Regions from separate parts of the Homo sapiens genome. Here all the other regions are linked to region 1. A link is a loop called in an ENCODE intact Hi-C map of the cell type or tissue named here. Cell type or tissue: mammary epithelial cell. All regions are shown on one strand. Region 1 overlaps ACTN1 (actinin alpha 1). Region 2 overlaps ACTN1 (actinin alpha 1). Region 3 overlaps DCAF5 (DDB1 and CUL4 associated factor 5).

Evidence for each region. Peaks named below come from ENCODE experiments on the same cell type or tissue, not always from the same donor. Only the 100,000 strongest peaks of a DNase experiment are listed, where the experiment ranks them.
Region 2: it touches region 1 in a loop (5-fold over the local background); 2 of 110 quality-filtered maps call a loop at or near these places.
Region 3: it touches region 1 in a loop (4-fold over the local background); 2 of 110 quality-filtered maps call a loop at or near these places.

What each region holds. Positions count from the first base shown.
Region 1 is chr14:68,940,596-68,943,095 of GRCh38, forward strand. All of the region lies in intron 1 of ACTN1 (actinin alpha 1), which reads right to left. Among named protein-coding and RNA genes, the nearest start is that of ACTN1, 37 kb to the right of the region's middle. RefSeq lists enhancers at 934-1,724, 1,725-2,500. In mammary epithelial cell, a CTCF peak has its summit at 1,353; a DNase peak (open chromatin) is centred at 1,436; H3K27ac peaks cover 2,254 bases.
Region 2 is chr14:68,871,925-68,874,424 of GRCh38, forward strand. It overlaps ACTN1 (actinin alpha 1), which reads right to left. Exons shown (of 22, transcript NM_001130004.2): 22 at 2,204-2,500. Among named protein-coding and RNA genes, the nearest start is that of ZFP36L1, 80 kb to the left of the region's middle. In mammary epithelial cell, no CTCF peak of the experiment used is centred here; no DNase peak of the experiment used is centred here.
Region 3 is chr14:69,100,270-69,102,769 of GRCh38, forward strand. All of the region lies in intron 5 of DCAF5 (DDB1 and CUL4 associated factor 5), which reads right to left. Among named protein-coding and RNA genes, the nearest start is that of DCAF5, 52 kb to the right of the region's middle. In mammary epithelial cell, a CTCF peak has its summit at 1,200 (motif pointing left); a DNase peak (open chromatin) is centred at 1,232; H3K27ac peaks cover 1,023 bases.

The DNA of each region.
Region 1 (2,500 bases):
TGGGAGGCTGAGGCAGGAGGATTGCCTGAGGCCAGGAGATCAAGGCCAGCCTGGGCAACATAGCAAGACCCTGTCTCTACTTAAAAAAAAAAAAAAAAAATTAGCTTCTATCCTCTCCCCAGGGTCATTTCTCCTGAATGTGCCTTGTTGACCAGAAACAAGGACCTGCCTAGATTCCAAACCCCTGTGTGGAAGCTCCTCTCCAAAGGTCAAACCACTTATCATTACAAATTTGCAAGAAAGAAAGAGATCCTGCTTGGACAAGGAAGTTTTCCAAGTCTCCTTTCTGTGCCCCTAAAATAATCTCCCAGCAGGAGCTTCTGTCCTGGTCTGTCCCACAGTCCACCCCTGGGTCACCCGGACCCCTCAAAGCACCTCCTTGGGCATAGTGACTGGGAACTCTGACCCCCATGGTGGTTCCGGTCACCAGGCTGTCAGCTGGAGCATCAGTTCTGTCAACTGCTTTTGGGGACTTGGGAGGGGTTCCTGTGGAGGCCCCAGAGGACGAATTACTGCACCTCTTTAAAAGGGGCATGAAGCCCCTGAAGAGCAGCCAGGGTTCAAAGTCTGGGCTCACAGTGACTGGCCCAATGACAAAAGGGGAGAAGCCAGGCAGAAAAAATAGAAAAAAGAACAGCAGGATAATTCAGTGCGGTGGTTCTCAAACTTGAATATGTAAACTTGAACATTTACCAGAATCACCTGGAGGGCTTGTTAAAATACAGATTGCTGGGCCCCACCGCCAGTTTCTGATTCCAAAGTTCTAGGCCGGCAGAGAAACTGCATTTCTAACAAGTATCCAGGTGATGCTGATGCTGCCGGTCCAGAGACCACACTCTGAGGACCAAGGCTTAGTGGCTAAGAACGGATTTGGGCACAGAAGAGCTGGGTTCAATATGGGTCTGCCACTTACTAACCTTGGAACCTAAGCAAGTTCTTGACCTTTCTGAGCCTCAGTTTCCTCATCTGTAAAACAGGGATAATACCTTTCTCAACTGGTTTGGTAAGGAGTTTCAATGAGATAATCTATGCAAAAAGCCCAGCACACCCTAAGTAGTTAATAGTGTCTAGAGTTCATTACTAAAGTACAAGAAAGACAAGAGAAAGGGTGCTCATGGAAAGGCATGAGACAAAAAGAACGACTCCAGGACCCATGGAATTGCCCTTGTCTACTAAACGGTCCCAGGTAGCATCAAGGGATCATGGGGGACACCTTGGCACCCAGTGTGTTCCTTCATCTGGGCTAGCAGGATCCAGCAGGCACTGCACCCCAACCTCTCTGACTCAGTCAAAACTTGATCAATAGGACCTCAGCACTGATCCAGCCCAAACTCCAAGCCAATGCCACAGCGCCACCCACCTCCTCCCTGAGGGACAACCACCCGGCAGCAGCCACATGACTTTGCAAAGGAATTCTCAAAGCTCCAGGAAACCCAAGCCCGCAGGATGCCAGAGATACCAGGGGATGAGGCAACAAGTTCAGCAACTGTGGAAGCATCACAAGCCACCACAAGTCACAGCAGTGATTTGCACCCCCGGGGTGGGACTGGAGCAGACACTCCCAGGGAGCAGAACTTCCTGCAGGAACCTACGCAACAGGCAAAAAACTCTGTCTCTACAAAAAATTTAAAAATGTTAGCCAGGCATGATGGTGCACCCCTATAGTTCCAGCTACCCAGGAGGCTGAGGTGGGAGGATCACCCCAGCCCAGGGAGGTCGAGGCTGCAGTGAGCCATAATCATACCACTGCATTCCAACCTGGGAGACAGTGAGACCCCAGCTCAAAAAAAAAAGAACTTCCTGCAGGGACTGAGGCATTAACGGGCTGTATCTATAAACTGCCACTCCTTACAGAGGAGAGGTTTTCTGCAGAGCATCACCATGATTCTCAACACCACCCAGGAGGAAGTTTCTGGTTCCAAGAGAGCTGACTGGAGGAGGGGAGCAGTCTTGGCACTTGGAGGAGAGTTCCTCTTCAGCTGCAGCTCAAAACTAAAATGCATCTCTTTACACCTAATAGACAGGCAAACAATTAGAAAGTTGATTACGCCGAATGTTGGTGGGGTTGAGGGATCCGGAAGCCCTCGTGCCCGGCTGGTGGAGAGTAGACTGTACAGCCATTTTAGGGGGTAACTCAGCAGCGTATCAGGAAATTCCCTGCAACCCAGCAATTCCCTGCTCAATGCAATCCTCACACAGCTGCACTGGGATGTATGGGAGAATGTTCATCGTTGCCTCATTTGTGTCAGCAGGAGAGCAGCTGGGGACAATCTGCATATCCATCACAGGAGATTGTAGGATAAAATGTGACGGACACACAGAGGCCTTGCATGGCCCCGAGATGACACTGGGCCATGACGGAGGAGCCTAACGACCTCAATTCTCTTCACCTGAGGTTCCGCAACACAAAGTTTCTTCTCCCAAAACACAAACACACAGATCAGCACATTAAAAAGCAGCACAGAAACCCTCACCCAGGCCCAGGACAATGTGACCCAGT
Region 2 (2,500 bases), 69 kb before region 1:
TTTAAGGCTTAGGAGATCAAGTCCAGCAGCTAAGGCAGCCTCCCAAGGGCCAATGTTGCACACTCAGGCCTTTGAAGCTAGGGCAGTTTCTCCAGCAGGTCATGCCTATACCACGGGTCACTGACGTCAGGGAGGCAGCCAGCTCCCCAGGGCATGAACGATGGAGCACATATTAGCTTCCTATGGTTGCTGTAACAAATTATCACAAATGAAGTGGCTTAAAACAACACAAACGTATTATCTCACAGTTCTGGAGAATAGAGACCCAAAATGGGTCTGTAGACCTGCATTCTATCTGGAGGCTCTCAGGGAGAATCTGTTTCCCTGGCTTTTCTAGCTTCTAGAGGCTGTCCGCATTCATTGGCTTGTGGCCTCACATCACTCCAACCCCTGCTTCTGTCGTCACATTTCCTCTGATGCCGACATGCCTGCTCCCTAAGGACCCACCCAGATAATCCAGAACCAATCTCCCCACCTCAAGATTCTTAATCCCATCTGCAAAGTCTTATTTGTCATATGAATTAACAATCATGGGTTCCAGGGACTCGGAAATGGATATCTTGGGGGACCATTACTCAGCCTACTACTACCCTCAGCACAGAGACTGAAAGAGGGTTCCCCTTAATGGTATTTTTCTGTAATCAGGCCTTTTTCTTTAAGAATATTTTAAACAGCATAACAAAGCACAGCTGACTTTTTTCCCCCATTTTACAGACAGGGTCTTGTTATGTTGTTCAGGCTGGACTCAAAACTCCTGGGCTCAAGTGATCCTCACCTCAGCCTCCCAAGCAGCTGGCACTACGGACATGCACCACCACGCCCTGCTAGAGCTGGTTTTTTATACAACTCTAGGGACAATACCCATTGCCACTTATTAAATGCCTACTGTGTGCCAGGGAGAGAAGGAAAGCAACATTATCGGCCCCATTTAAGGAGGTCACTTGCCCAAGGTAGTCCAAATGGCCGGTGGCAGGCAGACGAGCTCACATCTGCCTCCCTTGACAGGCACTGATGTTGAGGTTGTATTTCTTCCCTTGGCGTCCATAACGCAGACCCTAAAGTCTTGTTTGTGTTGGAGAGCTTTGGAGCCTTAAATTTAGAGGCGCTTCACACAGCTCATGCCACCTGCAGAAGTACCAGAGAGCCTGGCATAGGCCAAAGAACTGGCAAAGCCTTCAGTCTCTCCTCACCACCTCAGGAAATTGAATCTGTTCTCCCTCCTAGTAACTCACTTAGCCAAATGACTACACTTGTTGGGCACTAACCCCATGTCCAAGGGACAACTATGAGCTGGTCCAGTGATGGAGGAGGTGGGTGGCAGCTGGGTCACACTCCTGCCACAGATTTGGTACCCAGAACAGTCATTAAGGTTTTGTCAAGGGATGGACAAGCCAGAGAGAGGAGAGATGGGCCTTCATGAGGATATCAACAAAGTCCCTACAAAAAAGTCGGAGGTAGATAAAAATATTAGGCAGGAAAGAGATGTAATGGATTCATCCCACTGAGGCATGAACAATTAATTGCCACCTGTCAATTGTCAATGGGGAGAATTCCATCCACCCAATCATTTAAAGCAAGCTGGAACCGGTTACAATGAGAATTAGCCAAGGATGAAATTTAAAGGATGCCCGGGGGCAAGTGATGTAATGGGTTGCAAAACAAACGTCAGATAAAAGGCATGGGCTCAGGGGGCCTGGTGCCAGAGCAGACGGCATCCTATAGAGACTATCTTTTACTCTGGAGAAGCTAGAGCAGTACACACAGTATTCGACATTCAGGGGTGGGGCCTGAGATTCTGTATTTCCAATGAACTCCCAGGTGATGCTGAACAGCTGCCATCTGTGGGTCATCTCGAATAGCAAGGGATGAGATGACTCTTAAGAGACAACTCAAGCTGTTCACTGCAGCAAAAATAAAACGAGTGGGGTGAATGCAGATGTCACAGGGCTGTTTGGTGCCGTGGAAAAATGAAGGTGGGGCTTATCATCAAGAAGTCCTTTACACATCCATGACTTTCTGTCCAACTCATAGGAGACTGTGAAGAAATTACCTTTTCCTTTTTAAAATGAAGAAACTGAAGTGTAAGAAGATTGAACACAGCAGGGTCAAAAACATTAGGAGTAGATACAGGTGCCCCACACCATCCTTGACCCCACACACACTTCCAGAAAACATCAAGCAAGGAGCAGGCAAAGAGCTGTCATAGGAGTGTGGTTTTTTTAATACCATCTGTGCCAAGCAATATCAAAGTTGTCCATACTCTCCAAGTTTGTCCTATTTTTAATAGACAATATTAAAAATTTTTTAAGTGTGTGCTGATAAAGAGACTAGTCACACCTCTGAGGGGATTTAAAAATGAGAAGCCACATAAATTCTCTTCCTTAAAAAACAGCCATTTCAAAAGATTTTCTTTAATATCATAAAATATTTTCATGGACAAGTGAGCTAGCAAACACACATGCACCAATGTGCCTTTTGACAAGAGTACCCCCTACCCCGA
Region 3 (2,500 bases), 160 kb after region 1:
TTCTCACATATACTCCCTCTTTTAAAAAGGGTCCATGGAAGAAAGCTTTGAGAAAAGTATGAGAATAGGGAATTTAGAGAGCCTCTTAATGGAAACTTCACATAATAAACTGACCCATAGGATTCTGGTACAAATGCTAAATTTGAAATCCAGTCATTATTTTAAATCCATATAATAACAGTCAAACAAAAATTTTCAAAGGTCTCTGAAATTCAATCTTAGTGTCCCTTACCATCCTTCTCAATGAGGGCAAATAATATCCCTCCTTTGGTAGATTTCTAGATACAAAACAAGTTTCCCTTGGTTAGCATTGGACATAGTCACCAAGTTAGGTCTGAAACTACACTCAGTTTTATTTCTTTCTACAGATCCACCATCCCACTTCCAAAGTATCCATAAACAAATGGGAAAGTTAAGTGATCAGAATAGAAAACAGATTCAAAACACACAAGTATTTTATGCATAATCCAGAAATATTAGCAGTGTTCTTGGAAAGTCTTCTACATATGGGCAAATTCATGGGTAAAAGAAGCCAAGATTATTATTGAGAGTATACTAAGAAGTCCCTATCTAAAATATGTGACTCCCAACACATAAAACATAAGGTCAAACCTGGAATTACAAAATAGAAAGTTCAAACTACAAAGAATTCACTGAAGGGATTATATCAACATAGATACCCCTGAAGAAGCAACAAGTTCTTCAGTAAATTTAATTTCCAAAATGTTTTCATGTATATCATATCATCTAATCCTTAAAATAATCCTATAAAATAGACAGTGTGGTTAACATCAACCTATGTTACACTGGAGGAGACCAAGGTCCTGAGTAATTATATGACTTGACCCTGACCACACAATCAAGCAGCCGAAATAGAAGCAAGTTTTTTCTGCTTCTTGGTTCAACAAGATTTCACAGAATATGCTGTGGAGATGGATTATTCCACCTATTAAAAAGAACAGCATCAGACTGCAATGCATCAGGGCCAGAAGGATTCATCTAAGTCATTCACTTCACACCCTTCCCTACAATTCAGTAATTCATTTATTCATGCATACTTTCATTTAAATATTTATTGAATACCTGCTGACTATCTTAGGCACTGTGTCACACACATGGATTCAAAGATGTTACCGTTTCCATGAACAGTGCTGTAATAAGGGGAAGATCTGCCAAGAGAGGACAGAGGAAGAATAACTGCCCTCTACTGGGGAGACAGGAGTGGGAGTAGTCACAAAAGACTTCCTGGAAGAAAAACCTAAGCTGACGCAACAGAGAGTCAAAGGTTGACTCAAATTCTTAACTGGCAAAAGAAGATAAATCTGGATATGTTAATACAGTCATGCATCGCTTAATGACAGGAATATGTTCTACGAAATGTGTTGTTAGGCAATTTTGTTGTGTAAACATTATAGAGAGTATTCACACAAACCTAGAAGGTATAGCCTACTACACACCCCAGCTATGTGGTATAACCTAGGCTACAAACCTGTACAGCATGTTACTATATGTTATTATATGGAACACCAAATGCCATAGGCAACTGTAACACAATGGGTAAGTATTTGTGTATCTAAACATTTAAAAGCCACAGTAAAAATACAGTATAAAAGATTTAAAAAAATGGTACACCTGTATAGGGTATCCACCATGAATAGCGCTTGCAGGACTGGAAGTTGCTCTGGGTGAGTCTGTGAGTGAGTGATGAATGAATGTGAAGGCCTAGGACATTACTGTACACTACCACCATAGACTATATAAATATTACACACAGGCTACGCTACATTTATTTAAAAATATTTTTCTTTCTGCAATAATTAACCTTAGTTTACTATAACTTTTTTTTTTTTTTTTTTTGAGACAAAGTCTCACTCTGTCACCCAGGCTGGAGTGCAGTGGTGTGATCTCGGTTCACTGCAACCTCCGCCTCCTGAGTTCAAGTGATTCTCCTGCTTCAGCCTCCTGAGCAGCTGGGATTACAGGCACACGTCACCATGCCCGGCTAATTTTTGTATTTTTAGTAGAGATAGGGTTTCACCATGTTGGCCAGGCTGGTCTCGAACTCCCGACCTCAAGTGATCCCTGCCTCAGCCTCCCAAAGTGCTGGGATTACGGGCATGAGCCACCGCGCCCGACCATTAGTTTACTATAACTTTTTTACTTTATAAACTTTTTTACTGTTTTAACTTTTTGACTCTTGTTATAATACTTAGCTTAAAACAGGCACATTGTGCAGCTGTACAAAAGCACTTTCCTTCTTTATATCCTTATTCTTTTTTTTTTTTTTTACTTTTTAAACTTTTTATTTTGTTAAAAACAAAGACACACACACACACACACACACACACACATATTAGCCTAGACCTACACAGGGTCAGGCTCATCAATATCACTATCTTCTACCTTCACATCTGTTCTACTAACATCTTCAGGGTCGATAATACACGTGGAACTATCATCTCTTATGATAATGCCTTCTTCTGGAATACCTCCTGAAGGA